Regions from separate parts of the Homo sapiens genome. Here region 2 is linked to region 1. A link is an interaction called in ENCODE POLR2A ChIA-PET data of the cell type or tissue named here. Cell type or tissue: K562. All regions are shown on one strand. Each heading gives the region's core, and the rest is flanking DNA. Links, peaks and the distances in the headings are about the cores only. Region 1 holds the start of LOC124904690 (a long non-coding RNA gene). Region 2 holds the start of LOC124904688 (a long non-coding RNA gene).

The links. ChIA-PET counts read pairs that join two places held together with the same protein. Peaks named below come from ENCODE experiments on the same cell type or tissue, not always from the same donor. Only the 100,000 strongest peaks of a DNase experiment are listed, where the experiment ranks them.
Region 2: POLR2A ChIA-PET joins it to region 1 with 12 read pairs; 2 of 35 experiments call an interaction of 5 or more read pairs at or near these places.

What each region holds. Positions count from the first base shown.
Region 1 is chr19:32,693,167-32,708,803 of GRCh38, reverse strand. All of the region lies in intron 1 of NUDT19 (nudix hydrolase 19), which reads right to left. LOC124904690 (a long non-coding RNA gene) reads left to right here and starts at 8,657. Exons shown (of 2, transcript XR_007067226.1): 1 at 8,657-9,119; 2 at 14,710-15,637. RefSeq lists an enhancer at 8,447-9,646. In K562, for the core only: no CTCF peak of the experiment used is centred there; no DNase peak of the experiment used is centred there.
Region 2 is chr19:32,314,399-32,330,035 of GRCh38, reverse strand. LOC124904688 (a long non-coding RNA gene) reads left to right here and starts at 10,626. Exons shown (of 2, transcript XR_007067224.1): 1 at 10,626-11,035; 2 at 14,170-15,258. In K562, for the core only: CTCF peaks have their summits at 5,191 and 10,980; a DNase peak (open chromatin) is centred at 10,995; H3K27me3 peaks cover 2,777 bases.

The DNA.
Region 1 (15,637 bases), core at 3,845-11,844:
TTCCTCTGGGAAATGGGTACTTGGCTAGATCCTGAGGATATAATGATGGACACCACAAAGCTCTCCTAGGCCCTATGGGGACTTCAGCAACCAAAATGCTTTGTGATGTGGTGATGTGTGCCACATGGTACAACGGCGGTGAAGCATCAGGAGCAACAGCAGCTTTCAGGAAGTCACCTGGCATGACTCAGCCTACAGTCAAGAGAGTAATAACTTGGTAGGGTTTCAGCCAGGCAGTATTTGCCCGGAAAACTTCAGTGGCTTCATTCTACAACCTCCTCTCCTTCCTGAGCCTTCTTTCCATAGACATTTAGATAAAAAGAGCTGATTCAATGGATATGGAATAACCTCAAAGGTTGTTCTTTTTTTTTTTTTTTGAGACGGAGTCTCGCTCTGTCACCCAGGCTGGAGTGCAGTGGCCCGATCTCGGCTCACTGCAAGCTCCACCTCCTGGGTTCACGCCATTCTCCTGCCTCAGCCTCCCAAGTAACTGGGACTACAGGCGCCCACCACCACACCCGGCTAATTTTTTGTATTTTCAGTAGAGACGGGGTCTCACTGTGTTAGCCAGGATGGTCTCGATCTCCTGACCCCATGATCCACCCGCCTCGGCCTCCCAAAGTGCTGGGATTACAGTCGTGATTTTTTTTTTTTTTTTGACCGAGTACTCTCTGTCGCCCAGGCTGGAGTGCAGTAGCGCAATCTTGGCTCACTGCAACCTCTACTTCCCGGGTTCAAGCAATTCTCTGCCTCAGCCTCCCAAGTAGCTGGAACTACAGGCACCCGCCACCATCGTGGCTAATTTTTGTATCTTTTTTTTTTTTTTGAAACGGAGTCTTGCTCTGTCTCCCAGGCTGGACTGCAGTGGTGTGATCTCAGCTCACTGCAAGCTCTGCCTCCTGGGTTCATGCCATTCTCCTGCCTCAGCCTCCCGAGTAGCTGGGACTACAGGTGCCTGCCACCACGCCCGGCTAATTTTTTGTATTTTTAGTAGAGACGGGGTTTCACCGTGTTCACCAGGATGGTCTCGATCTCCTGACTTTGTGATCCACCCGCCTCGGCCTCTCAAAGTGCTGGGATTACAGGCGTGAGCCACCGCGCCCGGCCTAATTTTTGTATCTTTAGTAGAGATGGCATTTCACCATCTTGGCCAGGCTGGTCTTGAAATCCTGACCTCGTGATCCACCCACCTCGGCCTCCCAAAGTGCTGGGATTACAGGTGTGAGCCACCGCGCCTGGCCATAAGGTTGTTCTTTACTTGGTTTACTAAATATCCACTTATACACCTAGGAGAAACTGATTCTCGCCCCCAAGCCCTGGGATTTGGAATTGATTTCTGCTTTAGATGACTGTAGGTCAAAGGTTTGCAAGCTCGTACATGCTTAAACATTGACTGAGAAGTCTGTGAAGCCTTCACATTCCCAGGGCCCTGGTATGGTGTCCAGCAATCTATGAGTTCAGTGAGTCCCCTAATCATTCTGCAGGTGGCCAAAATGGCATTTAAAAAACAGAGCCCTGGGCCTCAAAGGACCACCCAATCTCTCTATGTTATTTCCAAGGCAACCGTATGAGTTCAGTGATAACAACGAAGACAAAGGGTTAAATGGCAGGCATCAACCCACTTAATCCAACCTGTTCAGGTGAGTCCAGACCACAGGTTACAATACCTTATCACTTACTGATTACTTCTTACTAGTAAAGCATTGTACAAAATGCAATGCTTTCCTGCTGAGTGCAGTGGCTCACGCCTGTAATCACAGCCACCTGGGAGGCTACAATGGGAGGTGAGTCCTACCATGGCCAGGGTTACTGCTTAAAGGGAATTCCCAGACTGCAACCCAAGGAGCAAGAGACTAATCAGAGCCTGGGATTTTCACTGACTTGAGACACAGCTTGAATTTTGGGAAGCCCATACAGCAGAATTTGGGAAGCAGCATACAGTAGTCTCCCCTTATGCAAGAGGAATACTTTCCCAGATCCCTAGTGGACGCATGAAATCAAGGAAGTGCTAAGCCTTATACAAACTATGCTCTTCCTACACATACACACCTATGATAAAATTTAATTGATGAATTAGGCCCAGTAAGATATTAACAATAACTTATTATTATTATCATTTTGAGATGGAGTTTCGCTTTTGTTACCCAGGCTGGAGTGCAATGGCGTGATCTCTGCTCACTGCAAACTCCACCTCCTGGGTTCAAGCGATTTTCCTGTCTCAGCCTCCCGAGTAGCTGGGATTACAGGCATTTGCCACTACACCTGGCTAATTTTGTATTTTTAGTAGAGACGGGGTTTATTCCTGTTGGTCAGGCTGGTCTCGAACTCCCGACCTCAGGTAATCTGCCCGCCTCGGCCCCCAAGGGGTTGGGATTACAGGCATGAGCCACCGTGCTCAGCCAACAATAACTTATAATAAACTAGAACAATGATAACAATTCGTGTAGTAAAAGTTGGTGAATGTGGTCTCTCTCTCTCTCTCCAAATATCTTAATATTTTCAGACCTTGGTTGACTGAGGGTAACTCAAACCATGGAAAGAGAAACCAGGGATAAAGCTGTACCTGAGAGGAAAGACCTACAGAGTAGAGCTCTAGAAATCTGTGTAGGGTGCACTTGAATCTTTGCTCAACACTTATCTATGTATGCATAAGGTGAAACCACATGAGACCAGGAAAGAATGATGCCTCTTTTTTTTCCTATTATTAGTATTTTACTTTATTCACCATTGTATACATAAGGAGAGAATGATTTCTGAAGAAAGAACAATTACCTGAGAGCCTTAAGATTAAACTCCCAGAGGTCACCTGGGGCCAAGGATTATTCGAATTCCTTCCAATCACAGTGGAGAGATCATGTTGAACACAAGCAGCACTCAAGTAGACCTTATGAGGGTCATACATTTAGAAGTGCAGCTAATGACCAGGTGCAGTGGCTCATGCCTGTAATCCCAGCACTTTGGGAGGCAGAGGTGGGTGGATCACCTGAGGTCAGGAGTTCAAGACCAACCTGGCCAACATGGTGAAACTCGGACTCTACTAAAAATACAAAAATTAGCCAGGCATGGTGGCATGTGCCTGCAATCCCAGCTACTCAGGAGGCTAAGGCATGAGAATCACCTGAACCAGGGAGGAGGAGGTTGCAGTGAGCCAAGACCACGCCACTGCACTCCAGCCTGGGTGGCAGAGTGAAAGTATGTCTCAAAAAAAAAAAAAAAGTGCAGCTAAATTAGCTCTAGAATAAAGGCTACTATAGGCCCATGCTAAAATCACTTAAAATCATTTAAAATTAAACCTCAAGACAATTAAGGTAATTTGCAATCACTTAACTGCTTGCTAGGAAATGTCCAATACTCTCTTTTTGTTTTTCTTTTTTTTTTTTGAGACAGAGTCTCGCTCTGTCACCCAGGCTGGAGTGCAGTGCTGTGATCTCATCTCACTGCAACCTCTGCCTCCTGGGTTCAAGCGATTCTCCTGCTTCAGCCTCCAGAGTAGCTAGAACTATAGGCGCCCACCACCATGACTGGCTAATTTTTTTGGTATTTTTAGTAGAAATGGGGTTTCACAATGTTGGCAAGGCTGGTCTTGAACTGCTGACCTCGTGATCCACCCACCTTGGCCTCCCAAAGTGCTGGAGTTACAGGCGTGAGTCACTGCACCCAGCCAAGTTCCAATACTTTTTTTTTTTTTTTTTTTTTTGAGATGAAGTCTTGCTCTTGTCCCCCAGGCTGGAGTGCGATGGCGTGATCTCGGCTCACTGCATCTCTGCCTCCCAGGTTCAACCGATTCTTCTGCCTTGGCCCCCCAAGTAGCTGGGATTACAGGTGCCTGCCACCATGCCCAGCTAATTTTTGTATTTTTACTTGAGACGGGGTTTCACCATGTTGGCCAGGCTGGTCTAGAACTTCTGACCTCAGGTGATCTACCCGCCTTGGCCTCCCAAAGTGCTGGGATTATAGGTGTGAACCACCATGCCCGGCCCAAAGTCCAATACTCTTTAAGGAATGTGACAAGATTCAGCACTCAACAACATAAAGTCACAATATCCAACATTCAATAAAAATTGCAAGACATGATGAAGTGGGAAAACGTCATCCAAAACTAGAAAAAAAATAAGTCAACAGAAACAGACCCAGAAATTATAGCAAGGATTAAGTTAGCAGAAAAGGGCATTAAAAACAATGCTGTAAAGATACAAAGGAAAAGATCAACATGATGAAAGAAATAAAAAATATTACCTGCAAGAGGCTGGGCATGGTGGCTCACGCCTGTAATCCCAGTACTTTGGGAGGCCAAGGCAGGCGGATCACAAGGTCAGGAGTTCGAGACCAGCCTGACCAACATGGCGAAACCCCGTCTCTACTAAAAATGCAAAACTTAGCTGGGCATGGTGGCATGCGCCTGTAATCCCAGCTACTCAGGAGGCTGAGGCAGGAGAATTGCTTGAATCTGGGAGGCAGAGGTTGCAGTGAGCCAAGATCGTGCCATTGCACTCCAGCCTGGGCGGCAGAGCAAGACTCTGTCTAAAAAAAAAAAAAAAGTTACCTGCAAGAGTGGTAACAGACCTCTCCTAAGAAATTTATGCAAACTAGCAAATAAGGGAGCAATATTTTTAGGTACATAAGGAAAAAAACCTATCAACCTAGAATTTTATACCTAGCCAAAGTATCTTTCAAAAACAAAGGCAAAATAGTTATTTTCAAGCAAGCAAAAGTTAGAGGATTCATTGTCACAGGATCTATACTACAAGAAATATTAGAGAAACTTCTTTAGGCAGAAGGATACCAGAGATAGATTTAGAGCTACACAAAGGAATAAAGAGTGCTAAAAATAGTAAATATGTGGCTGGGCATGGTGGCTCATGCCTGTGATCCCAGCACTTTGGGAGGCCCAGCTGGGTGGATCACCTGAGGTCAGGAGTTTGAGATCAGCCTGGCCAACATGGTGAAAACTCATCTCTACTAAAAGTACAAAAAGTAGCTGGGCATGGTGGTGGGTGCCTGTAATCTCAGCTACTCGGGAGGCTGAGGCAGGAGAATCACTTGAACCAGAGAGGCGGAGGTTGTAGTGAGCCAAGATCATGCCACTGCACTCCAGCCTGGGTGACAGAGTGAGACTCCGTCTCAAAAAAAAAAAAAAAAAAAAAAAAAAAAAAAAGGCTGGGCACAGTGGCCCACACCTGTGATCTCAACATTTTGGGAGGCTGAGGCAGGTGGATCACCTGAGGTCAGGAGTTCAAGACCAGCCTGACCAACATGGAGAAACCCCATCTCTACTGAAAATACAAAATTGGCTGGCCATGGTGGGTGCATGCCTGTAATCCTAGCTACCTGGGAGGCTGAGGCAGGAGAATCACTTGAACCCAGAAGGCAGAGGCTGTGGTGAGCTGAGATGGCACCATTGCACTGCAGCCTGGGGAACAAGAATGAAACTCCATCTCAATAAAAAAATAGTAAATATGCAGGTAAACATAAGACATTTTTTCTCATTAAGACTGATGGTCTAGGCTGGGTGTGGTGGCTGATGCCTGTAATCCCAGCACTTTGGGAGGCCGAGGTGTGCGGATTACCTGAGGTTGGGAGTTCGACAGCAGCCTGACCAACACGGAGAAAACCCGTTTCTCCTAAAAATACAAAATCAGCTGGGCGTGGTGGCGTATGCCTACAATCCCAGCTACTGGGGAAGCTGAGGCAGGAGAATCACTTGAACCCAGGAGGTGGAGGTTGCAGTGAGCCAAGATCATGCCACTGCACTCTAACCTGGGCAACAAGAGTGAAACACTGTCTCAAAAAAAAAAATTGATGGTCTAAAGCAAAAATAATCACAGTGTATTGTAGAGTTTATAATAAAAGTCAAATGTATGACAACAATAGCATAAAGGACAGGAGGGAACAAATAAGTATATTGCTGCAAGGTTCTAACTCTATAAACGAAATGAAAAATGTATATTGCAAATTTTAGAGCAACTACAAAGAGACATAGTTAATAAGTTAATAATGGAAATAAAACAGTCATAAGAAAAACAGTACAAATAGATGGGAACAAAAAATGAGCAGTAAGATGGTAGATATGAATCTAACCTTATTGACAATAACAAATTTAAATAAACACTCCAACTAAAAAGCAAAAGTTTTTATATTGGATAAAAAGCAAGACTATATGCTGCCTGCAAGAAACACACTTTTTTTTCTCTTTTTGGAGATGGAGTCTCGCTCTGTCACCCAGGCTGGAGTGCAGTGGCATGATCTTGGCTCACTGCTACCGCTGCCTCCTGGGTTCAAGCAATTCTCCTGTCTCCACCTGTGTGAGGGTTCAGTCAGGCTGGTGGGAAAAAATTTAGTTATAATAGCCAGAAACCCTCTTGGAAGGCCTGAGAGTTGCATAACTTCGGTAACAGATCTGGCTGAAGGCAGCCTAGTCCGCTTACCTTTAATTAAATAAATTAAAGTAGATACAAAGGAATGTGGGGAGTTTATCTAACTAGCTTGTTTACTCATGTGGTCCTAAGACTAACCTTGGATCTACCGCAGGTGCTTAATTGCTTTCTATCTGGGATGTCTGCAAGGTCAATTACCCTCTAATGGTGTTGACTCAAGCCTTTGTCAATTAATCTTTACTGAATAAACATGAGTCTGGCTGGCTGGTCAAGGCCCAGGTCGCAACTTTTTACAGCACTCTCCTGGGAGTCTGTAAGTAGCCCTGATGCTCAGTCAGACTGGCAAAGCAGAGTATCTGTATCAGTGCACGTTATTCATCCATCATTGGGTCAGGGTCTGCAGGACAGACCCCCGCACACCTGGATAATTTTTGTATTTTTAATATAGATGGGGTTTCGCTATGTTGCTGGGCTGGTCTCAAACTCCTGAACTCAGGTGATCAGCCCTCCTTGGCCTCCCAAAGTGTTGGGATTATAGGTGTAAGCCACTGCACCCAGCCAGAAACACACTTTAAATAATAAAGACACAGATAGTTTAAAAGGATAGAAAAATATACTAACATGAATCAAAAGAAAGTCAGAGGGGCTATATTAATATCAAACAGAGTAAACTTCAGATTTCAGAATAAAGATTATAACCAGGAATAAAGAAGGATATTTCATAATCATCAAAGAGTTAATCCATGAACTTTTAAAAGTCCTAAATGTAGATACAGTCAGTACCTTACATGGGAGCTTCAAAATACATGAAGCCAAATCTGATAGAACTAAAAGGTGAAAAAGACAACTCCACAATTATTAGTTGAAGATTTCCACATTCCTCTCTCAGCACCTGATGAAACAAGGAAATGATATAGAAGACTTGCAAGACTGGCCAGGCACAGTGGCTCACGCCTGTAATCCCAGCACTTTGGGAGGCCCAGACAGGTGGATCACCTGAGGTCAGGAGTTGGCCTGACCAACCCAGTGAAACCCGTCCCTACTAAAAATACAAAAATTAGCTAGGCATGGTGGCAGGCGCCCGTAATCCCAGCTGCTTGGGAGACTGAGGAAGGAGAATCGCTTGAACCTGGGAGGCAGAGGTTTCAGTGAGCCAAGATCAGACCACTGCATTCCAGCCTGGGTGACAGAGCAAGACTCTGTTTCAAAAAAAAAAAAAAAAAAAAAAAACCTGCAAGATGCTATGAACAACTCAACCTAATTTTACATTTTTACCAAAATACCAACAAATAGCAGAATACATATTCTTCTTAGGTGCAAAGGGAACATTCACCAAGATAGAACATATTCATGGCCATAAAACAAGTCTCAATAATTTTTTTTTTTTTTTGAGAAAGGGCCTGACTCTGTTGTCCAGGCTGAAGTGCAGTGGTGTGATCATAGCTCACTGCAGCCTCAACCTCCCAGGCTCAAGGGATCCTCTCACCTCAGCTTCCTCAGTAACAGGAACCACAGGCATGTACCACCATGCCCAGCTAAGTTTTAAAATTTTTTCTAGATATGAGGTCTTAGTATGTTACAGTCCAGGCAGGTCTTGAGTTCTTGAGCTCAATTGATCCTCTGGCCTTCTTCTCCCAAAATGCTGAGATTATAGGTATCAGTCACTGTACTGGCCAATAAATTTTAAAAGACTGAAACTGGCCAGGCACAGTAGCTTATGCCAATAATCCCCAAGACTTTGGGAGGCTGAAGCTGGACGGTCGCTTGAGGCCAGGAGTTCAAGACCTCCCTGAGCAACATAGTGAGATCCGGTCTCTACAAAAAATAAAACAATTAGCCAAGCGTGGTTGCAGGTGCCTGTGGGCCCAGCTACCCGGGAAGCTGAGACGAGAATCACTTCAGCCCAGTGAGAGGTGAAGCCAGCTGGACTTCCTGGGTCGAGTGGGGACTTGGAGAACTTTTCTGTCTAGCTAAAGGTTTGTAAATGCACCAATCAGCACTCTGTAAAAATGCACCAATCAGCACTCTGTGTCTAGCTCAAGGTTTGTAAACGCACCAATCAGTACTCTGTAAAAACGCACCAATCAGCACTCTGTGTCTAGCTAAAGGTTTGTAAATACACCAATTAGCACTCTGTAAAAACGGACCAATCAGCACTGTGTAAAATGGACCACTCAGCACTCTGTAAAATGGACCAATCAGCGCTCTGTAAAATGGACCAATCAGCAGGATGTGGGCAGGGCCAAATAAGGGAATAAAAGCTGGCCACCCAAGCCAGCAGCAGCAACCCGCTCGGGTCCCTTTCCATGCTGTGGAAGCTCTGTTCTTTTGCTCTTCGCAATAAATCTTGCTGCTGCTCACTCTTTGGGTTTACACTACCTTTATGAGCTGTAACACTCACCGCGAAGGTCTGCAGCTTCACTCCAAGCCAGCGAGACCAGGAACGCACCAGGAGGAACAAACAACTCCAGACATGCCACCTTTAAGAGCTGTAACACTCACTGCAAAGGTCTGTGGCTTCACTCCTAAAGTCAGTGAGACCACGAACCCAACGAAAGAAACTCCGGACACATCTGAATATCTGAAGGAACAAACTCCAGACACACCATCTTTAAGAACTGTAACACTCACCGCAAGGGTCTGCAGCTTCATTCTTGAAGTCAGCGAAACCAAGAACCCACCAGAAGGAACCAATTCTGGACACATTTTGGTGACCACGAAGGGACTATTACCTATCACTAAGCGGTGAGTGCCTTTGGACCCCTTTCGCTTGCTATTCTGTCCTATTTTTCCTTAGAATTTGAGAGCTAAATATGGGGACATGTTGGCCAGTTAAAAGCGACTAGTGTGGCTGCTGAACTAAAGACACGGGTGTCAGGCTTTCTGGGAAAGGGCTAACAACCCCCGACTCTTCGGAGTGGGGAGCGTTGGTTTGCCTGGAACCAGCTTCTGCTTTTCCTGTACTTCTGGGCTGAGCCGAGGGTCGACAGCGAGGAAAGCCATTCAGCTCCGGGGTCCCGACAACAAGTTGGTTGACCCTGCAGCCATGAATGGAACTCTGAAAGTCACGTCGCACAGGCGAGACTCACCCATCTATCCTATCTATCCTGACCCTTGCCTCCTGGGTCCTAATGCCTGTCAGACAAACTTCCTCTCGCCTTTCTTTGAGGCTAGTCCCACTTCTAAAAACCACTCCATCTCTGGTGCTTTTCTAGTTTCTCCTGTAAGAATGATTTCTAGGATAAACTTCAGGACTCTGTTACCTTCTTTAGACACCCGGGCTCACCAATCAGAAAGACACAGTTTTTGCTCAAAGCCCCATCGTAGGGGGGATTATCTGGAATTTTAGAATCCCTCCTCAGAAAAGCAGGCCTAACAAAAGCTATTCCTGAAACTAGGATATCGGGAGCCTCAGAAATTGTATCCTTCCTATTCATATAACTGGGGATAAAAGGCTTCACTCTTCCAACTCTGGAGATCCCTTCCCTCCCTCAGGGTATGGCCCTCCACTTCATTTTGGGGGCATAACATCTTTATAGGACATGGGTAAGGTCCCAATACTAACAGGAGAATGCTTAGGACTCCAACAGTTTTCCAAGAATGCATCAGTAAGGGCCACTAAATCTGATTTTTCTCAGTCCTCTTTGAGGTCTAGGAGGACAGGAAAGGGCGCAGGTTTTCGAGAATGTGTTGGTAAGGGCCACGAAATCTGACCTTCCTCATTCCTCCTTGTGGTCTAGGAGAACTAGTGTTTCTGCTGCTGTGTCAGTGAGCACAACCATTCTGATCAGCAGGGTCCAGGGACTGTTGCGGGTTCTTGGGCAGGGGTTGTTTCTGCTGCTGCGTTGGTGAGCACAACTACTCCAATCAGCAGGGTCCGGGGACTGTTGCAGGTTCTTGGGCAAGAGGTGTTTCTGCTGCTGCATTGGTGAGCACAACTATTCCGATCAGCAGGGTCCAGGGACCGTTGCAGGTTCTTGGGCAGGGGGAGAAACAAACAAACCAAAACCACAGGCGGTTTTGTCTTTCAGATGGGAAACACTCAGGCATCAACAGGCTCACCCTTGAAATGCATCCTAAGCCACTGGGACCAATTTGACCCACAAACCCTGAAAAAGAGGTGGCTCATTTTTTTCTATACTACAGCCTGGCCCCAATTTCTCTCTCTGATGGGGAAAAATGGCCACCTGAGGGAAGTATAAACTACAGTACTATCCTGCAGCCTGACCTTTTCTGTAAGAGGGAAGGCAAATGGAGTGAAATACCTTATGTCTAAGTTTTCTTTTCATTGAAGGAGAATACCCAAGTATGCAAAGCTTGCAATTTACATCCCACAGGAGGACCTCTCAGCTTACCTCCATATCCTAGCCTCCCTATAGCTCCCCTTCCTATTAATGATAATCCTCCTCTAATGTCCGCTGCCCAGAAGGAAATAAGCAAAGAAATCTCCAAAGGATCACAAACGCCCCCTTCCCGGGCTATCGGTTATGTCCCCTTCAAGCTGTAGGGGGAGCGGAATTTGGCCCAACCTAGGTACATGTTCCCTTCTCCCTCTCTGATTTTAAGCAGATCAAGGCAGACCTTGGGAAGCTTTCAGATGATCTTGATAGGTATACAGATGTCCTACAGGGTCGAGGGCAAACCTTCTATCTCACTTGGAGAGATGTCATGCTAGTGTTAGATCAAACCCTGGCCTTTAATGAAAAGAATGTGGCTTTAGCTGCAGCCCAAGAGTTTGGAGATACCTGGTATCTTAGTCCAGTAAATGATAGAATGACAGTTGAAGAAAGGGACAAATTCCTTACTAGTCAGCAAGCCGTATGTCAGTAAGTCAGTATGGATCCCCACTGGGACCTCGACTCAGATCATGGGGACTGGAGTCGTAAACATCTGCTGACTTGTGTTCTAGAAGGACTAAGGAGTATTAGGAAAAAGCCCATGAATTATTCAATGATGTCCACCATAACTCAGGGAAAGGAAGAAAATGCTTCTGCCTTCCACGAGCAGCTACGGGAGGCCTTAAGAAAATACACTCCCCTGTCACCCGACTCACTTGAGGGTCAATTGATCCTAAAAGACAAGTTTATTACCCAATCATCTGTGGATATCAGGAGAAAGCTCCAAAAGCGAGCCCTGGGCCCTGAACAAACTCTGGAAGCATTATTAAACCTGGCAACCTCAGTGTTCTATAATAGGGACCAAGATGGACAGGCCCAAAAGTAAAAGTGAGATAATAGAAAGGCCGCAGACTTAGTCATGGCCCTCAGACAAACAAACCTTGGTGGTTCAGAGGGGACAGAGAATGGAGCAGGCCAATCACCTGGTAGGGCTTGTTATCAGTGTGGTTTACAAGGACACTTTTTAAAAAAAAGATTGTCCTATGAGAAACAAGCTGCCCCCTCGCCCATGTCCACTATGCCGAGGCAATCACTGGAAGACACACTGCCCCAGAGGACAAAGGTTCTCTGGGACAGAAGCCACCAACCAGATGATGCAACAAGACTGAGGGTGCCCAGGGAAAGCACCAGCTCATGTCATCACTCTCACTGAGTCCTGGGTATGTATAACCATTGAGGGCCAGGAAATTGACTTCCTCCTGGACACTGGCGTGGCTTTCTCAGTGTTAATTTCCTGTCTTGGAGCTGTCCTCAAGGTCTGTTACCATCCGAGGAATCCTGGGACAGGCTGTAACCAGGTATTTCTCCCACCTCCTCAGTTGTAATTGGGAGACTTTGCTCCTTTCACATGCCTTTCTTGTTATGCCTGAAAGTCCCACACCCTTATTAGGGAGGGATATATTAGCCAAAGCTGGAGCTATTATCTACATGAATATGGGGAACAAGTTACCCATTTGTTGTCCCCTGCTTGGGGAGGGAATCAACCCTGAAGTCTGGGCATTGGAAGGAACAAACTCAAGCTCTAGCCTTAAGCCTTCCCACAGGACGAAACTTTTCTTTAAACGTCACAGAGAGAGCAGGAATAGCTCTTGGGGTCCTTACTCAGACTCATGGGACAACTCCACAACCAGTGGCATACCTAAGGAAACTGATACAGTAGCAAAAGGCTAGACTAACTGTTTAGGGGTAGTTGTGGCAGTGGCTGTCTTAGTGTCAGAGGCTATCAAAATAATACAAGGAAAGGATCTCACTGTCTGGACTACTCATGATGTAAATGGCAAACTAGGTGCCAAAGGAAGTTTATGGCTATCAGAAAACCACCTGCTTAGATACCAGGCACTACTCCTTGAGTGACCAGTGCTTCAAGTGCATACATGTGTGGCCCTCAGCCCTGCCACTTTTCTCCCAGAGGATAGGGAGCGGGTCAAGCATGGCTGCCAACAGGTAGTAGTCCAGACTTATGCCGCCTGAAAGGATCTCTTAGAAGTCCCGTTAGCTAATCCTGACCTTAACCTATATACCGATGGAAGTTCATTTGTGGAAAATGGGATACGAAGGGCAGGTTATGCCACAGTTAGTGATGTAACCGTACTTGAAAGTAAACCTCTTCCCCCAGGGACCAGCACCCAGTTAGCAGAACTAGTGGCACTTACCCGAGCCTTAGAACTGGGAAAGGAAAAAAGAAAAAACGTGTATACAGATAGCAAGTATGCTTATCTAATCCTACATGCCCATGCTGCAATATGTAAAGAAAGAGCGTTCCTAACCTCTGGGGGAACCCCCATTAAATACCACAAGGAAATCATGGAGTTATTGCACTCAATGCAAAAACCCAAGGAGGTGGCAGTCTTACACTGCCGAAGCCATCAAAAAGGGGAAGGAGAAGGGAGAACGGCAGCATAAGCGGCTGGCAGAGGCAGGGAAAGACCAGCAGAGAGAAAGAGGCAAAGTCAAAGACAGAAGGAAAGAGAGGAAGAGACAAAGGAGTCAGAGAGAAAGAGATAGAAGTAGTAAAGAAAAAACAGTGCACCCTATTCCTTTAAAAGCCAGGGTAAATTTAAAATATATAATTCATGCCTGTAATCCCAGCACTTTGGGAGGCCAAGGCGGGCAGATCATGAGGTCAGGAGTTTGAGACCAACTTGGCCAACATGGTGAAACCCCGTCTCTACTAAAAATACAAAAATTAGCCAGGTGTGGTGGCGGGCGCCTGTAATTCCAGCTACTCCAGAGGCTGAGGCAGGAGAATTGCTTGAACCCGGGAAGCAGAGGTTGCGGTGAGCCTAGATCATGCCACTGCACTCCAGCCTGGGTGACAGGGCAAGACTCCATCTCCAAAAAAATAAAAATGAAAAATAAAACCTACAATTGATAATTGAAGGTCTTCTCTGTAACCCTGTAACACTCCAATACCACCTTGTTGTCAGTGTAAACAAGGGCATAGCCCAAAAGCACTGAGGCCACTGACAACCTGTAGCCTTCCTATCAAAAATCCTTAACCCAGCAGGTTCCTAACAGGGGATCTAAATCTGAAGGTCTGACCAGACATAGGAGGAACCCCCTTCAGGACAGGATGATAGATGTTTCCTCCTGGGCGATTAAGGAAAAAGACACAATGGGTACTCAGTACGTGATAAGGAAACTCTTACAGAAGCAGAGTTAGGAAAATTGCCTAATAATTGGTCTGCTCAAATGTGCAAGCTGTTTGCACTCAGCCAAACCTTAAAGTACTTACAGAATCAGGAAGGAGCCATCTATACCAATTTTAAGTGAATATGGACTGAACGAGGTCTTATTAATAGCAAAGAATAATTGAAATCCCAAACTTAAGGTTTTCAACAAAAGTAAAGTTTGCTAAAAGTTAACAGTGTAACACATATTATCCTAACTTCTAATCTTATGGACATCAGACCCTATCAGTGCCCCTCAAAGCTCAAGTCCATCAGCACAGGGCCATACAACTGATACCCCTACTTATAGGGCTAGAAATGGCCACTGCTACAGGAACCGGAATAGCCAGTTTATCTACTTCATTATCTTACTACCACACACTCTCAAAGTATTTCTCAGACAGTTTGCAAGAAATAACAAAATCTATTCAGTAAGGATAGTAACTACAATCCCAAATAGACTCTGGCAGCAGTGACTCTCCAAAACCCCCGAGGCCTAGACCTCCTCACTGCTGAGAAAGGAGGACTTTGCACCTTAGGGGAAGAGTGTTGTTTTTACACTAACAAGTCAGGGATAGTGCAAGATGCCGCCCGGCATTTACAGGAAAAGGTTTCTGAAATCAGACAACGCCTTTCAAACTCTTATACCAACCTCTGGAGTTGGGCAACATGGCTTCTCCCCTTTCTACATCCTGTGACAGCCGTTTTACTATTACTCGCCTTCGGGCCCTGTATTTTTAACCTCCTTGTCAAATTTGTTTCCTCTAGAATCAAGGCCATCAAACTACAGATGGTCTTACAAACGGAAACCCAAATGAGCTCAACTAACAACTTCTACCGAGGACCCCTGGACCGACCCACTGGCCCTTTCACTGGCCTAGAGAGTTCCCCTCTGGAGGACACTACAACTGCAGGGCCCCTTCTTTGCCCCTGTCCAGCAGGAAGTAGCTAGAGCAGTCATTGCCCAATTCCCAACAGCAGATGGGGTGCCCTGTTTAGAGGCGGGATTGAGAGGTGAAGCCCCTGGACTTCCTGGGTCCAGTGGGGACTTGGAGAACTTTTCTGTCTAGCTAAAGATTTGTAAATGCACCAATCAGCACTCTGTAAAAACGCACCAATCAGTGCTCTGTGTCTAGCTAAAGGTTTGTAAATGCACCAATCAGTACTATGTAAAAACGCACCAATCAGTGCTCTGTCTAGCTAAAGATTTGTAAACGCACCAATCCGCACTCTGTAAAAATGGACCAATCAGCACTCTGCAAAATGGACCAATCAGCAGGACATGGGCAGGGCCAAATAAGGGAATAAAAGCTGGCCACCCAGCCACCAGCACCCAACCTGCTCTGATCCCCTTCCGCTGTGGGAGGTTTGTTCTTTTGCTCTTTGCAATAAATCTTGCTGCTGCTCACTCCTTGGGTCCGCACTACCTTTATAAGCTGTAACACTGACCACAAATGTCTGCAGCTTCGCTCCTGAAGCCAGCGAGACCACAAACCCACCAAGAGGAACAAACAACTCCTGACGCACCACCTTTAAGAGCTGTAACACTCACTGCGAAGGTCTGCGGCTTCAATCCTGAAGTCAGCGAGACCACGAACCTACCAGAAGGAAGAAACTCCAGACACATCTGAACATCTGAAGGAAGAAACTGGACACACCATCTTTAAGAACTGTAACACTCACTTCGAGGGTCCGC
Region 2 (15,637 bases), core at 3,465-11,464, 380 kb after region 1:
AATTCCTTCTCCACTCCCAAGTACTGTCTTTAGGAGTCCATCTCTCTACAAAAAAAAAAAAAAAAATTTTTTCTTGGATTTCTAGAGTGTCATCTCAAAACCCAGCTTGGAACAGGGTCTTGCTCTGTTGTCCAGGCTGGAGTGCAGTGGGGCAATTATGGCTCAATGTAGTCTTGAATTCCTGGGCTGAAGTGATTCTCTTGCCTCAGCATCCAGAGTAGCTAGGACTATAGGAATGTGCCACCATGCCCAGATAATTTTTATTTTTATTTTTTTGTAGAGATGGGGTCTCTCACTATGTTGTCCAGGCTGGTCTTGAACTCCTGAGCTCAAGGGAGCCTCCCACCGCAGCCTCCTAAAGTGTTGGGATTACAGGCGTGAGCCATGGCACCCAGCCGGGAGTCCATCTGTCTCTTAATCCCACCCTTTGGCTCTTTCATGGGCCATAATTCTGCAGCCACCATGCTTGCTTGTTTGGTTCAGGGGTCAGCTTCCTGAAGCCCCAGCCATTACTCAGAGATCACATCTGCCCACTGCGTCCTCATTTTATGTCATGCCTTGCATCTTCAGGAGATCTTGGATTTCCAGGGTGCCATTTCAAAACCCAGTTTGGACACCTCCTGAGGTGGGGGTGCTTTTAAAAGTGTCTATTTATATGCTTGAGATGATTGCAGATGATTACACAGAAGGTGGAAGAAGGGATCTGGAGGCAAAAGAAAAATAGTCTCTCTTAATTCGTGTCTGTGTAAAATCCCAAAAAAATGGGAAGACAATGGAAGTCCATTTCCTGTCTCTGATTGGGACTCAGGCTTGATTTAAGCTTTTCTTTCTTTTTTTTTTTTTCTATAGTTTTTCAGTCTCTCAAGTGTCTTTTATTCTAACACAGTTCCTTTTTTAAAAACATTTTTTATTTTTTATTTATTTTACTTTAAGTTCCGGGATACGTGTGCAGAATGTGCTGGTTTGTTACATGGGTATACATGTGCCATGGTGGTTTGTTGCACTTATCAACCCATCATCTAGATTTTAAGTCCCGCATGCATTGTATACTCTTATTCTCTTTTTTCAGAGTTGGGGTCTTGCTTTGTCCCGGCTAGAGTCCAGTGGCATGATCATATCTCATTGCAGCTTCCGGCTGCTGGGCTGAAGTGATCCTCCTGCCTCAGCATCCTGAGTAGCTGGGATTACAGGCATGTGCCACCAAGCCTGGCTAATTTTTAATTTTTTTTGTAGAGATATAGATCTCACTATGTTGCCCAGGCTGGTCTCAAACTCCTGGGCCCAAGTGATCCTCCTGCCTCAGCCTCCCAGGTGGCTGGGACTGTTGGCAGGTACCACCATGCCTGCCTATTTAAAAAATATTCTAGTAGAGACAGGAGCTCACTATGTTGACCAGGCTGGTCTTGAACTCCTGGGCTCAAGCGATCCTCCTGCCTCCACCTCCCAATGTGCTGGGATTGCAGGTGTGAGCCACCGTGCCTGGCCATACTTTTCATTGCTCTCCATTTTTGCTGTCCTGCTCTTCTTCTGTTGTTTATCTCAGAGGTAATGTCGTAGAATTTTAGAGCTGGAAGGGTCTCAGGGATGGGAAAAGCAGAGAGGTGGTGCAGCTGGGAGCTCACGGAGCAGAGGCCTGGGCTCAACCATCCTGCCAAGTGCCCAGTTTCTGCACCATTTTCCTTTCTGGAGAATCTCTGTAACATGGTGTGGCAGGGCTTACCATGTTCACCTTCTCTTGGAGGGTCTCTGTGAGAAAAATGGAGAAGGATTTCCATATGCCAGAAATCTGCCAAGGCATCTCTTTTTTTTTTTTGAGATGGAGTCTCGCTCTTTCGCCCAGGCTGGAGGGCAGTGGTGCTATCTTGGCTCACTGCAAGCTCCGCCTCCTGGGTTCACGCCATTCTCCTGCCTCAGCCTCCCGAGCAGCTGGGAATACAGGCGCCCGCCACCGCGCCCGGCTAATTTTTTGTGTTTTTAGTAGAGACAGGGTTTCACCATGTTAGCCAGGATGGTCTCGATCTCCTGACCTCGTGATCCGCCCGCCTTGGCCTCCCAAAGTGCTGGGATTACAGGCGTGAGCCACCACGCCCAGCCAAGGCATCTCTTTAAGATGACATAAACTGTTTATTGGTTTGCTTGTAACTTTTGCAATAACCATCAAATAGAATAAAAACAATGTGTCTGTTTTCAAGGTGGATCAAGTTGAAAAACTCACTAAGTCGGTGCAGGAATCCTAATCTTTTGGACTGTAGCATTTCAAATTAATATCAAAAGAAAACCAACCAGTTCCTGTGTGGGTTTGGAGAGATGAAATGTGCACCTTTTCGAAATGCTTCATATCAGCGGCTTATAAAAGTATTTTGATGGATGTTTGATGGAATTTGAATTATTGAGCAATGTTAAATAGAATTTTGGCTTCACCGTTGACGTACCGTTGAAAGGAGTTATAAACATAGCAGGAGATTTGCTTTAATAAAAGAGGAAAAAGGGAAAGCAAGTTAAATGCAGTAAACGCATGATGCGGAACAGTTGGAGGCACTCACCTCCTTCCTTCAGCTCCGTTTTCTCCTCTGTGTGTGGAGTTCTCTTACCACCTCTGCTGACGTATTCAGTACAGACATTCAGCTAGTACTGGGTGTTCCTGGGTCCCTATCTGAGACCCACCCCAAATGCGTGAAATATCTCCAGATTTTTAGACCCCATCCTGGATGCATTTCTTCTACATGTTGGCCAGTGCTGGTCAAGGGGCAGATATATTGTTCATCACTGTGGTATCTGGACTTAGAGAAGAAGATACACAGACAACTCTCTGCTGAACACTTTGAGTTCCAGAAGAGGGCAGATGACAGATGGGGCTGTTAACCGCAACGCGGCTTGTTCACACTATTTGGGCGTCCCGGGTGCACGCAGTGTGTACCTGGCAAGCCCGGTTGTACACTGGCACGAGCACAGAAGGGCTGGCTCTGGTCCTCCTCATGGAGGGGGCTGGGGAGAATCCTCAGAGACAGGCAGAACATGAGAAACCAGAGAAATTGAAATGAGAATTGACCACTAGGAGAGTGAATGGAAATGCAGAGGAGAATAAATGGGAAGTGAGAGGAGAATGGAAGATGTGAGGAGATTAAGGAAGAAATGCAAATTCAGGCCAGGTACGGTGGCTCACGCTTGTAATCCCAGCACTTTGGGAGGTTGAGGCAGGTGGGTCACCTGAGGTCAGGAGTTTAAGACCAGCCTCAGTGAGGCCAACATGGAAAAACCCCATCTCTACTAAAAATACAAAAATTAGCTGGGCGTGGTGGCACATGCCTGTAATCCCAGCTACTCAGGAGGCTGAGGCAAGAGAATTGCTTGAAACCTGGGAGGCAGAGGTTGCAGTGAGCTGAAATTGTGCCACTACACTCCAGCCTGGGTGACAGGGTGAGAGTCTGTCTCAAAAAAAAAAAAAAAAAAAAAAAGAAAAAAAAATGAAAAAGAAATGTGAATCCAGGCTGGATTAGAACAGAGAAATGGTCAAGGGGGGATGCGGGAAGGACGGTGAAGGGAAGCAAGCCCCTGTCCCCCAGTGGCAGCCCCCACCCGCCCTTCTTGTATCCTTCTACTTCTGTCCTCTCCTCTGTGACTTCTTTCCCTCCCTCCCCTACTCCCTCCCTCCCTTCTTTATTTTTTCTTTCTTTCTTTCTCTCTTTCTTTTTTTTTTTTTCAGACAGGATCTTGCTCTGTCACCCAGGCTGGAGTACAGTGGTGCAATCATAGCTCACTGCAGCCTCGACCTCCTGGGCCGAAGCGATCCTCCTGCCTCAGCCTCCTGAGTAGCTAGGACTACGGGTGTGCACCACCAGCTCAGCTGATTTTTATATTTTTTTGTAGAGACGGGTCTCACTTTGTTGTCCAAAACAAAGTTGATCTTGAACTCTTGGGTTCAAGTGATCCTCCTGCCACAGCCTCCCAACAGGCTGGGATTACAAATGTGAGCCATTGAGCCTGGCCAGTCTTTTCTTCGTAAATATTGACTTTTTATTTGAATTACAATCCAAAGCAGTTTTGGAAGTGTCTTATTTTTATGTGTACATTTCAAGTAGTTAATACTTATATACGGTATACAATTCAAAACAAAATGAGTTTATAATGAATTGTAAGTCTCTCCCACCCTGTTACCAGTCCCCTAGTTCTTCCTACAAAAGAACCATTGTTAGTGGCTGATTGTGTTTTCCACAGAGATTCTATGCAAATACGTACACCCTAAGCACACTATACACAATGTTTTGCAGTTGCTTTTTTTTTTTTTTTTTTTTACTTAACTGTATGATCTCAGAAATTGTGCCATATCGGTACATACAGAGCTGCCTTGTTGATTTCAAAGGCTGTACAGTGTTCCGTTTTATGGATTGACCATAATTTACATCTCTTCTGTTGATGGACATTTAGTTTGTTTCCAGTCTTTTGCTGTGATAAATTTCCTTGTACATACATCTCTGTGTGCACACGTATGTATAGATCTGACAGATACATTTTTAGAGATGAGATTGCTGGTCAGAAGGTATATGCATTTTAAAATTTGGAAACTATCACCACATATTCCTCTTTTTTAATTTACAGCACTACCTTGCCAAACCAGTGTGATCGAAAGTTGATCTTTGACAATCTGTTAGGCAAAACATGTATCTCCTTGAATCGGCTCATTGGCATTTCCTTTTCCGTGAACTGTTTATTCATGTTAAGGGTAGTTTTGATAAATCCAGACGGAAGAGTGTCAGGGTGGTGGAGGTCACCAACTGGGAAAGATTGAAGAGGGAGGGAAAATAGCCAAGCGTGCTTTACGAACGAAAAATAAACTCAAGGACGATGTCTCTTTCTAAAGAAACCACTGTATCTGGATGACGCTGTGTCAATATGCCAGTGGCACAGATGGTTCTTCAATTTCATGCACTGACATTTCTTCCCCTGGACTGCGATATAAAAGCCTTTTCTCTCACAGATCCGGTACTCACATTGCCATAGTAGCATGACTGGAGTATGTTTTCATTTAAAATTGTGTATAAAACCCATTGTTTCATTGCAAATAAAAGTTTAGATTTACTGCGACGTGACCACAAAGTGGTATTTTCATCCATAAAGCCCTCGGTTACTGATGTGCTTTAGTGCACTAAACTGGAGTGAGCCACCTCATTTTCAGTGAGTGACCTTGAGATGGCAGCAACATTACATTCAATGCTGGAATGCACCAAGTCCATTACAAAATGAAAGTAAAAATTGCAATAAATCAGAATAATACTGATTGTTATAATTTTATTATCAGAGCATTAAGTCAATAAAACTTATCTGAAATGTCATTTGAAATTGTATACAATTTTTACTAGTTATCCAGTATGTCTTAAAAGCATGCTTAAAACAACAAAATGAAGAAATCATGGATAAATTGTGCAAAAGCTGAGACTTAACTCATGCTGTAGTAAAACTAAATTCTCTTTTGATTTTTGCTTTGTAAAATTTTTTTTTTGCAGACTCTTTTTTTTTTTTAAGATGGTGTCTCACTCTATTGCCCAGGTTGGAGTGCAGAGGTGTGATCTTCACTCACTGCAACCTCCACCTCTCCAGCTCAAACGATTCTCGTGCCTCAGCCTTCCAAGTAGCTGGGACTACAGGCGCCCGCCACCATGCCCGGCTAATTTTTATATTTTTAGTAGAGACAGGGTTTCACCATGTTGGGGAGGTTGGTCTTGAGCTCCTGACCTCAAGTGATCCACCCACCCCAGCCTCCTAGAGTGCTGGGATTACAGGTGTGAGCCACTGCCTCTGGCCTTTTTTGCAGACTATACCATAATGCCTACTGTCTGCCCAGCTGTATTTAATGCCCGATTGTCTGATTACTTATTTTCTTGCAGGTTGTCTGGTCTTCTCTCATTTGTGATTTTATATAGGAAGGTCATCTAATATATGACATCCTTTCAGGACAGGAGAAAGTGGTTGTTTTTTTAAATAATGAGGAATAATGAAACTTATTTATGAAGGAAATCAGAAAAATTTATTGATGAATCACTATAAGGGAAACATGCAAATTAAAAAAGCCCTGCTTAATAGCATATTTATTACCAGGGAGCTTCCAAGGAATGAAATAGGCACGTAAAAGGCAGGATATTAGGTCATGTAATATTGCCTATATCAGGTGCAATACATGATTACTGTGCATTTTTATCTTGTCAATTGCAATTAGATTATCATAGTATTACTGTGTAATTAGTTAAAATGCAAGACACTAAAAATGTTTAGGTCCGTATTTTTGTAACTTTTTTTTCATTTTGTGATGGATTGCTGACATGTAAATTATGGAAAGTAGGAAAAATAGATTGTGAACGTATCCCTAGTTTGATATTAATGATGCTCTGGTTATCCGTTTGATCTTAGTCTGTGATAAAATCATTTTAGGCTGGGTGTGGTGGCTCACGCCTGTAATCCCAGTGCTTTGGGGGGGCTGAGGCAGGTGGATCACCTGAGGTCAGGAGTTCGAAATCAACCTGGCCAACATGGCAAAACCCCGTCTCTGCTAAAAATACAAAAATTAGCCAGGCATGGTGGCGGGCACATGTAATCCCAGCTACTGGGGAGGCTGAGGCAGGAGAATCACTTGAACCCAGGAGGCAGAGGCTGCAGTGAGCTGAGATCACGCCACTGCACTCCATCCTGGGTGACAGAGCGAGACTCTGTCTCAAGAAAAAACAAAACAAAACAAAACAAAACACAAAACAAAACAAAAAAACATTTTAAAGAAAATTGCAGGCCAGGAGCAGTGGCTCGTGCCTATAAACCCAGCGCTTTGAGAGGCCGAGGTGGGATGATCTCTTTGAGCCCAGGAGTGTGAGACCAGCCTGGGCAACATAAGGTGACCCTATCTCTATAAAAAAAATAAAATTAGCCTGCCTGTGGTCCCAGCTACTTGGGAGGCTGAGGTGAGAGGATCACTTGAGCCCAGGAGGTTGAGGCTGCAGTGAGCTAGGATCGTGCCACTGCACTCCAGCCTGGGTGACTGAGCAAGAAGTTAAGGTGCTGTGGTGTGCAGACATTGGACTGGAAGTCAAGCAGCTTCAGTCGCCCTTTAACTGTGCCACCATCCAGTTCCATGGCCCCAGTTAGAGGCTTGGTCCCTCTGAACTTGCCGCCTCGTCTGCGCAGTGAGCTGGGGTTGCAGCGAGTGCATATATGCAGTCACTCACTCAATCAGCAGACATTCACGAGTGCCAGCTACGGGCTGGGAACTGTGTTGGGGCTGGGGCTCCTGAGATGAATGAGGCACAACCCAGGCCAGTGAGTGAGTCACAGAACAGCAGAGAAAGAGAGTGTATAACAAAGTCCCAGAGCAGGTGCTGTGCAGGGTGTGGTGCAGGGAGAGTCTCCGGGGTGACTGTGACCCATAACCAAGAACTAAGCAGTTACTCTGTGCCAGGAGCATGGTGAGCTCTTTACATGTGTGGTGTGGTTTCTTTTCTTTTCTTTTCTTTTCTTTTCTTTCCTTTTCTTTTCTTTTCAGACAGAGTCTCATTCTGTTGCCCAGGCTGGAGTACAGTGGCATGGTCTTGGCTCACTGCAACCTCCGCCTCCCGGGTTCAAGTGATTCCCCTGCCTCAGCCTCCCAAGTAGCTGGGACTACAGATGTGCACCACCACGCCCAGCTAATTTTTTTTGTATTTTTAATGGAGACAGTGTTTTGCCATGTTGGCCATGCTGGTTTCGAATTCCTGACCTCAGCCTGCCTCAGCCTTCCAAAGTGCTGGGATTACTGGCATGAGCCACAGTGCCTGGCCAACATGTGTGGTTTCTTGTCCTCCTCTTCCTAACCCCACATTGCAGAGGAATTATGATCATCCCCATTATACAGATGAAGACGCTGAGGTACGGTGACTTTATCCTTCCACTGGAAGGCATCGTTAATAGAGGATGAGCTGGGGTTTTGATGCAGGCAGGCTTCATCCGTGTGCCACACTGCATCCACATGTTCCTTTCTTTAGCTTCTAGTCCAACTCAGAAAACACCGTTTGTCTAAAGAATGCAATAGACAGAGGCTGCAAGTCTTGTACAAAACTCCTAGAGAAGGGCAAACATCTTAGAAGGAAATCAAACGGCAGAGCAGAACAGCAGACGGAAGTGGCTTTGACCTTCTTCAGGGATGGGGTCATCACTTAGGTCCATTCTGGTGTTAACATCATGACCCTCTTATTATCTGCTGACTCAGAGCAGAAAATGGTATGGAAATCTCTGCTTGGAATTACTCATGCTACTGTGAAGTGGGACTGTGCAGTGGTTAGAAGCAGGGATCTATTTTTATTTTATTTTATTTATTTTAGTGACAGGGTCTCACTCTGTTGCCCACTGGTATGATCAAAGCTCACTGCAGGGCTGGGTGTGGTAACTCATGCCTGTAATCCCAACACTTTGGGAGGCCAAGGTGGGTGGATAACTTGAGACCAGGAGTTCAAGACCAGCCTGGCCAACATGGTGAATCTCCATCTCTACTAAAAATACAAAAATTAGCCAGGCATGGTGGTGCACGCCTGTAATCCCAGCTACTTGGGAGGCTGAGGCATGAGGATCACTTGAATCTGGGAAGCAGAGGTTGCAGTGAGCTGAGATCGTGCCACTGCACTCCAGCCTGGGCAGCAGAGTGAGACTCTGTCTCAAAATAAATAAATAAGTAAAAATAAATAAATAAATAAATAAATAAATAAAAACTTACTGCAGTCTTTAACTCCCAGGCTCAAGTTATCCTCCATCCTTGGCCCCTCAAGTAGCTGGGACTACAGGCACGCACCACCATGCCCAGATAACTTTTTAATTTTTTGTAGAGACAGGGTCGTGCATTGCTGCCTAGGCTGGTCTTGAACTCCTGGGCTCAAGTGATCCTCCTGCCTTGGCCTCCCAAAGTGCGGAGATTTCAAGTGGGAATCACCATGTCCTGCCAGTAGCAGGGCTCTAGAGTCAGACTGCCGGGGTCAAATCTCAGGGATAAGACACTTAATCTCAGCTCCAGTTCATCATCCATAAAATGGGGATATCAATCTGTGGCCTCCTCATAGACTTGCCTGAAGATTGAAGTGGACAATCCTGATGGTGGCTTGAGACCAGAGTCTGGCATGCTAAAAGTGCTTTGTAAGTGTTTTCTATAACTATCTTTATTACTGATGTCCATTTCCTCCTGGGAAATTGGCATAAATAGATATGTCACAGGAAATCCAGACAAAAATTAAATTAGAAGCTCACATTTTATCTGAATGCAGCTGAGACAAAAATCAAAGTAATGTATAGTTAAATGTAAATAATTGAGAAATGTCTTTCGGTAATAGCAGCCAGCATTGCAGATCTCAAATAAGTTGATTATTAGATAAGATACTTATTCCTCCCTCCCAAGAAGTATTGATTTGATGTTGGTGACAGTGTCAATTTGAGGGGGCTGATTGAATATGTTGGAAAATATTTATGTAAAATGGTCTAGCACGACAAGTTCTTTGAATTGCATTACGGACAGCATGGGTTTATGTATTTCAGACGTGACCTGCCTGCTGGTTGCTTCTTTGTGTACTGATGTGTGTCACCCTCTTGCAATTGGGAGTCTGGCCACAGCCCAGTCCTCTGCATTGAACTCTAGAGCCCCCGTTATTTGTCTGTTAATTTTCACAAAGCCTCATATTGCCTTGATTAAGTTTCTTTTATATGTTATGGAATCATCTCACAAACACTTCACCAAACAAGTCTCAAATGGCTTGCTAACCCTGGGTTCTTTGAGAGAAGCACTGGGGAAGTATTCTCTTTTGGAAAGTAATCATATTTGCTTGAAATCTTAAGATGTTAGATCACAGGCGAGGTGTGGTGGCTGATGCCTGTAATCCCTGCACTTTGAGAGGCCAAAGCTGGAGGATTGCTTCAGCCCAGAAGTTTAAGACCAGCCTGGGCAACATAGCAAGACCCTGTCTCCACAAAAACAAAATGAAAAACCAAAAAGCCACCCCAAACCAAAAACATAACTGGGCATGGCGGTGCATGCCTGTATTCCCAGCTACTTGGGAGGATGAGGTAGGAGGGAATGCTTGAACCCAGGGGAATCGAGGCTGCAGTGAGTCATGATCACAGCACTGCACTCCAGCCTGGGCGACAGAGTGAGACCCTGTCTCAAAAAAAAAAGATGTTAGATCACAAAATGCTTAAAACAATTTGTGGTTCTCCAGGGTGCAGCTTCTTAATCAGCACATATTGGTGTCAAACCAATGAGCCCTGCAACTTCTGGGCTTGGCCTTAGGGGCCACAGTGCTTGGAGGATTGTCTTGACCACGATGGGAGCAGAAACTCACTGTGAACAGTTGCCAATGTCAGCTGAATCAAATGCTCAGGGCTGTCTGGTGTGTGCTTTCTGACAATATTCATCTGCTTATGGTCATCTTTCTATTTTTGGTAGTTGAAAAGGACCATGTACCTTGTCAGAAAATCAACAGATGATTTGGCTTCTGGTACTTTGAAAGTGACACACACACACACACCTCACACTTAATGTACACTATGCAAACACCTACAAACACATATGCATGTGCACACAATCTTTCCTGACTTCTGCAAGCTAAGAAGACTTTTTTTTTTCATTGTAGGTCAAAAACATTCATTGCATCCCCTGGTGGAAGTGCCTAGAAAAACAAGCAACAAACAAAGAAACAAAACATTTGTTGTCATTGCCACGGAAACCTTTTATTATCACCCTGTAAGTTTCACATGTGGATGGGGCATAGCTTTCATCAACTCATTTCAGCAGCCTAATAGTTCTGATGGGCTCTACATAGTTCTTGTTGAAGCAGAAGTTGCAGCTGAAATCCAGAAAATCAAGATTCTTCTTCTGCAGAGACTGATCCCCACCATTGCCCTGCCCTGACCTCGAGGGAAGGAGGCTTGAGAATGAGCTGTTTTTCCCAGCAAGCGTCCCATTGTGGAAGGAGCGGTGACACACATTGGTGGCTGATGGTATCACAGCTGACACACCCCCTCCCTTCTGCTGTGGAAAGAGGTAGGAGGAATGCGGGGAGGGTGACCACAGTATTTTCAGGGTAAATGGGGGGCTCAAATGGAGCCTTGGTGAGTGTGCTTTGGGATCCAGACTCTTGGCCTAGCACAAGGTTTTAAGTTTATTTGGACCAATGAGAAAGAGACCATGGACAGACTGCTTCTGCTGGGGACCGTTCATTTTTGTCACCTAAAGAAGAAAAATCCTACAATTCTGGTGGTGTCAGACACAGGAGGACTTTTACATTTACAGTTGAGATTTATGAAGTCTGATGTCTTTGTTCCTATACTGCTCCCCTCCACTGCCCCCAGGCCCCAGCTCAGTCACCTCCAGGTCGAATTCCCAAGTGTGTTGCGCACTCCAGAACTCTAAATTATCTTGAGACTGAAATGAAAGAAACGGAGAGGCCTAGTTCTCCCAGCAAGAGCAGAGGGCACAGAAAGGCTGAAAAATGGATTGAGGATTGAGCACTACCCTGGAATGTTCCAGAATTTTTTTTTTGAGATGGATCCTTGCTCTGTTGCCCAGGCTGGAATGCAGTGGCACAATTTCGGCTCACTGTAGCTTCTACCTCTCGAGTTCAAGCAATTCTCCTGCCTCCACCTCCCGAGTAGCTGACACTACAGACACCTGCCACCATACCCGTCTAATTTTTTGTATTTTTAGTAGAGACAGGGTTTCACCATGTTGGCCAGGCTGGTCTCAAACTCCTGACCTCAAGTGATCCACCTGCCTCGGCCTCCCAAAGTGCTGGGATTACAGGCATGAGCCACCGTGCCTGGCCCAGAAAATATTTTTTTTTTTTTTTTTTTTTTTTTTTTTTTTTTTTTTTTGAGATGGAGTCTCGCTGTCGCCCACGCTGGAGTGCAGTGGCGCAATCTCGGCTCACTGCAGCCTCCGCCCCCTGGGGTTCACGCCATTCTCCTGCCTCAGCCTCCCGAGTAGCTGGGACTACAGGCGCCCGCCACCTCGCCCGGCTAATTTTTTTGTATTTTTAGTAGAGACGGGGTTTCACCGTGTTAGCCAGGATGGTCTCGATCTCCTGACCTCGTGATCCGCCCGCCTTGGCCTCCCAAAGTGCTGGGATTACAGGCGTGAGCCACCGCGCCCGGCCGAAAATATTTTTAAAAGGCCCATTATCTGGGTCATTTTAACTCAATGAATTCAAGTTTTAAGATGGTAACCTGATTGATCGCATTTTCATCATCATCATCACCACCCCCACCATCATCATTTTCTTTTTCTTTTAAGAAAAAAGGGCAGTTCAGTGAGGGATTCTGGCTGCCCATCCAGAACAGTTACTCACCAGGTTAACAGGCTGCAGTGTTTAATGCAAAACAAATCGCCAAGCTGGCACTGAGCGGTGTGAAACCCAATTGGCTAGAAACTGTGTCTCATTAGAGGCCATCCACACAGCAAGCAGATGCACTTGGAAGTCGTCGTGTGATTCCTTTACAGGAATCACAGAAATGATACTTGCTGCTACGCAGCCAATCGAGTCTCACGAATCTGTTTGCAGTTTCTCTTCCTTGATATTTTGCCTCTTCTATAATCTCATCCCTCCCTTGCACATTCAGCTGGCTTTTGCACACTCCCCTCCACAAAACACACTAGAGTTTTCAACAAAGACACTCCATTCTCTATTAAGTTGGCTCCAAGACCCACTGGGTTAAGTTTGAAGTCTGGATCATCAACCAGACAGTTGGGTTAAGGCCTCTCCTGCCCTTTGCAGATGAGAAACACATTTCTGGCAGAGAAAGGGCCTGCCTTTGAGCCTTCACAAAGTGGATGTTGACACTTATGCCAGCATTTGTTTCGAACCTCTGCTTGGAGTTTGTTTTTCTGAAGAAATAGGTTAAAAATCATCATATGCAAAGAAGAGCTCAAGTATTTCTCAGGTTGCAGAGTGGAATGTTGCCACCGCTTACATTTCTAACGAGTTGGCTCCTAAACTCCCGACAAAACAAAAAGAATACTTTGTGTCCCTCCCAAGAATAATGGAAAGGGTTTATCATTCATCCTGACACACTGATAATTCATTTTCACTGGAGTTGCTCAAGCCAAAATCCTCCAGGAGTTAGCCTGAGTTTTTTTGCTTCTCTGCACCCCACTTGAATGTCACATCCTGAGAGGCTTTTCCTAAACACCCAGGGTATAGGAGTGGCGTCTGTGACCCTGCCAATATCTCTCAATCACTCTATTCTGTTGTGTTCTCTTAATAGAATTTACAACTTTCTGAAGTTATCTTTTTTAAAAACTAATTTTTAAAAATTATTTTTTGTAGAGACAGGGTCTTACTATGTTGCCCAGGCTGGTCTCGAACTACTGGTCTCAAGTGATCCTCCTGCCTTGGCCTCCCAAAGTGTTGGGATTACAGGTGTGACCACCATGTCCAACCTGAAGTCATCTTGTTTATGATATGTTTACAACTTAATTGTTGGTCTCCTCTTACTGATTTTTTTTTTTTGAGACAGGGTCTCACTTTGTCACTCAGGCTGGAGTGCAGTGGCTTGATCTTGTTTCACAACAACCTCTACCTCCCAGGCTCAAGTGATCCTCTCACCCCAGCCTCCCGAGTAGCTGGGACTACAGGTGGATGCTATTACATCTGGCAATTTTTTTTTTGTACTTTTGGTAGATACAGGGTTTCTCCATATTGCCCAGGCTGCTCTTAAACTCCTGGACTCAAGAAAGTGCTGGGTTTATAGGCGTGAGCCATGGCGCCTGGCCCCCTACAGGTATTTAAATGTCAGAGGAGTTAGGATCTTGTTGGTTGTTCTCAGTTGTGGGGGATCCAGCACTTAGGACAGCGCTCGGCCCTTTGTACAAAAGTAAGTGAGTGATGAATGAGCTCATTGCAAGTCTCCAAGGCTCACACTTTAAGCCATTGAGTGTTTCTCTATTTGTGGTCTTTTTCTCATGAATAATCCCTTGACTTCTTTGCTGTTCCCGTGAAAGTTTTTGGGTGAGCAGCCCTTCTGGTTTTGCTTTTCATCTTGCTTTGTTTTTAATAGCCTTGGAGTTGTACATCTTGTTGCTCTGTCATAGAAGTCATTCTATACAAAGCTATCTGTAACCGTTTCCCATGTCAGAGGCAGAGCAGTGTCCAATTTTAATAATTTGGTGTTTGTTTGCAGAGCTAATCTGTTCTGGGATGACAATGAATCAGAGGAGAGATTCTGAAAAGGACACCCGAGGATCTCAGCTCCCTACATGGCCCTTGCAAAGTCAGGAGGGGCCTCCTTTGCTGGAAAATTACCTTGCTTGCCCTTTTGAGGGAACTGGGGCTGCCTAGAAACTGTACGGCCTAGTCATTGCAAGGAAACAGGGTCAAAAGGGCAAAATGGATGGGAAACTGGGCACCCCAGAGAGCGTCCATGGAGAAGCGCTGCTAGTGTTCCCCAGTGGGCAGCTATAATAATAGAGGGATAAAGCATTTGTGCATTAGCAGGATATTTTTTCATAACAGAAGTTGCTTTCTTTCTTTTATTTTATTACTATTTTTTGAGTCATGGTCTTGCTCTGTTGACCAGGCTGGAGTACAATGGCGTGATCTTGGCTCACTGCAGCCTCAACCTCTCAGGCTGAAGCGATCCTCCCACCTCAGCCTCCCAGGTAGCTGGGACTACAGGTTCATGCCACCATGCCCGGTGAATTTTTGTATTTTTTTGTAGAGGTGGGGTTTCACCATGTCGCCTGGGCTGGTCTCAGACTTCTGGGCTCAAGCCATCCTCCCTCCTCGGCCTCCCAAAGTGCTGGCACTATGGGTATGAGCCACAGTGTCCAGCCTTCCTTATTTCATAAGAAGAGTGTGTATACAGGCATGGCTGTTGATTCACGTTGCCATTGAAAGACATCTACTGCTCTAGCCAGAGGAATCCCTACTGACTCCAGGAGGTCCACAGTCATCATCCCTGTAGAAGGACAGGTATTGTATCCAAACTAGCCTAGTTCCTCAAACTCCCAAGTTCTGAAGTTTTATGAACTGATTACTAGAAAGAGGAGGCAGAGATTGTTCTGCTGAAATTGGCGGATAAATTGCAGAAAACTCAGGGATGGAGAAAACTAAAATAACGAAAATCAATAGTGCATCTGATGTGATCTTACAGTTTAATCTGAGCAGTTCTTAGCATATATAATTTGTGAGAAAATTCATTATGTGGGGATGCAGCAAGTACATTCCATATCAATGCACAAATGCTCTGTTAATAAATGCTATCACCCCACTTTGCATTGTGGAGAGTGCTGAACTTAAGTCAGAATCCTAGAATGTGATGGTTGGAAACGCATGAGCCCATTTTAGGGTTGAGTAAATAAATAAAACCCAGAGAGGGGAAGGGGCTTTTCCAGAGCCTCTTGGTCATTCCCAACTGTCCTCTAGACAGTGCCCAATCACCTGCCTCTTCATTGTGCCAGGGTGCAAAACCTTTCTCCTCTCTTTGCCCAACTGTTCAGCTCTTCCTGCAGTCCTATCCTCTAACTCACAATCCCAAACCCAATGAAACAAAGCACCCATTCCGCCCCAGTTAACAGGATTCTCCTTAGAAGGCAGATGATTTTTTGATTGAAGATTGAAGGCCATCTTCATTTTTATTATTTATTTAT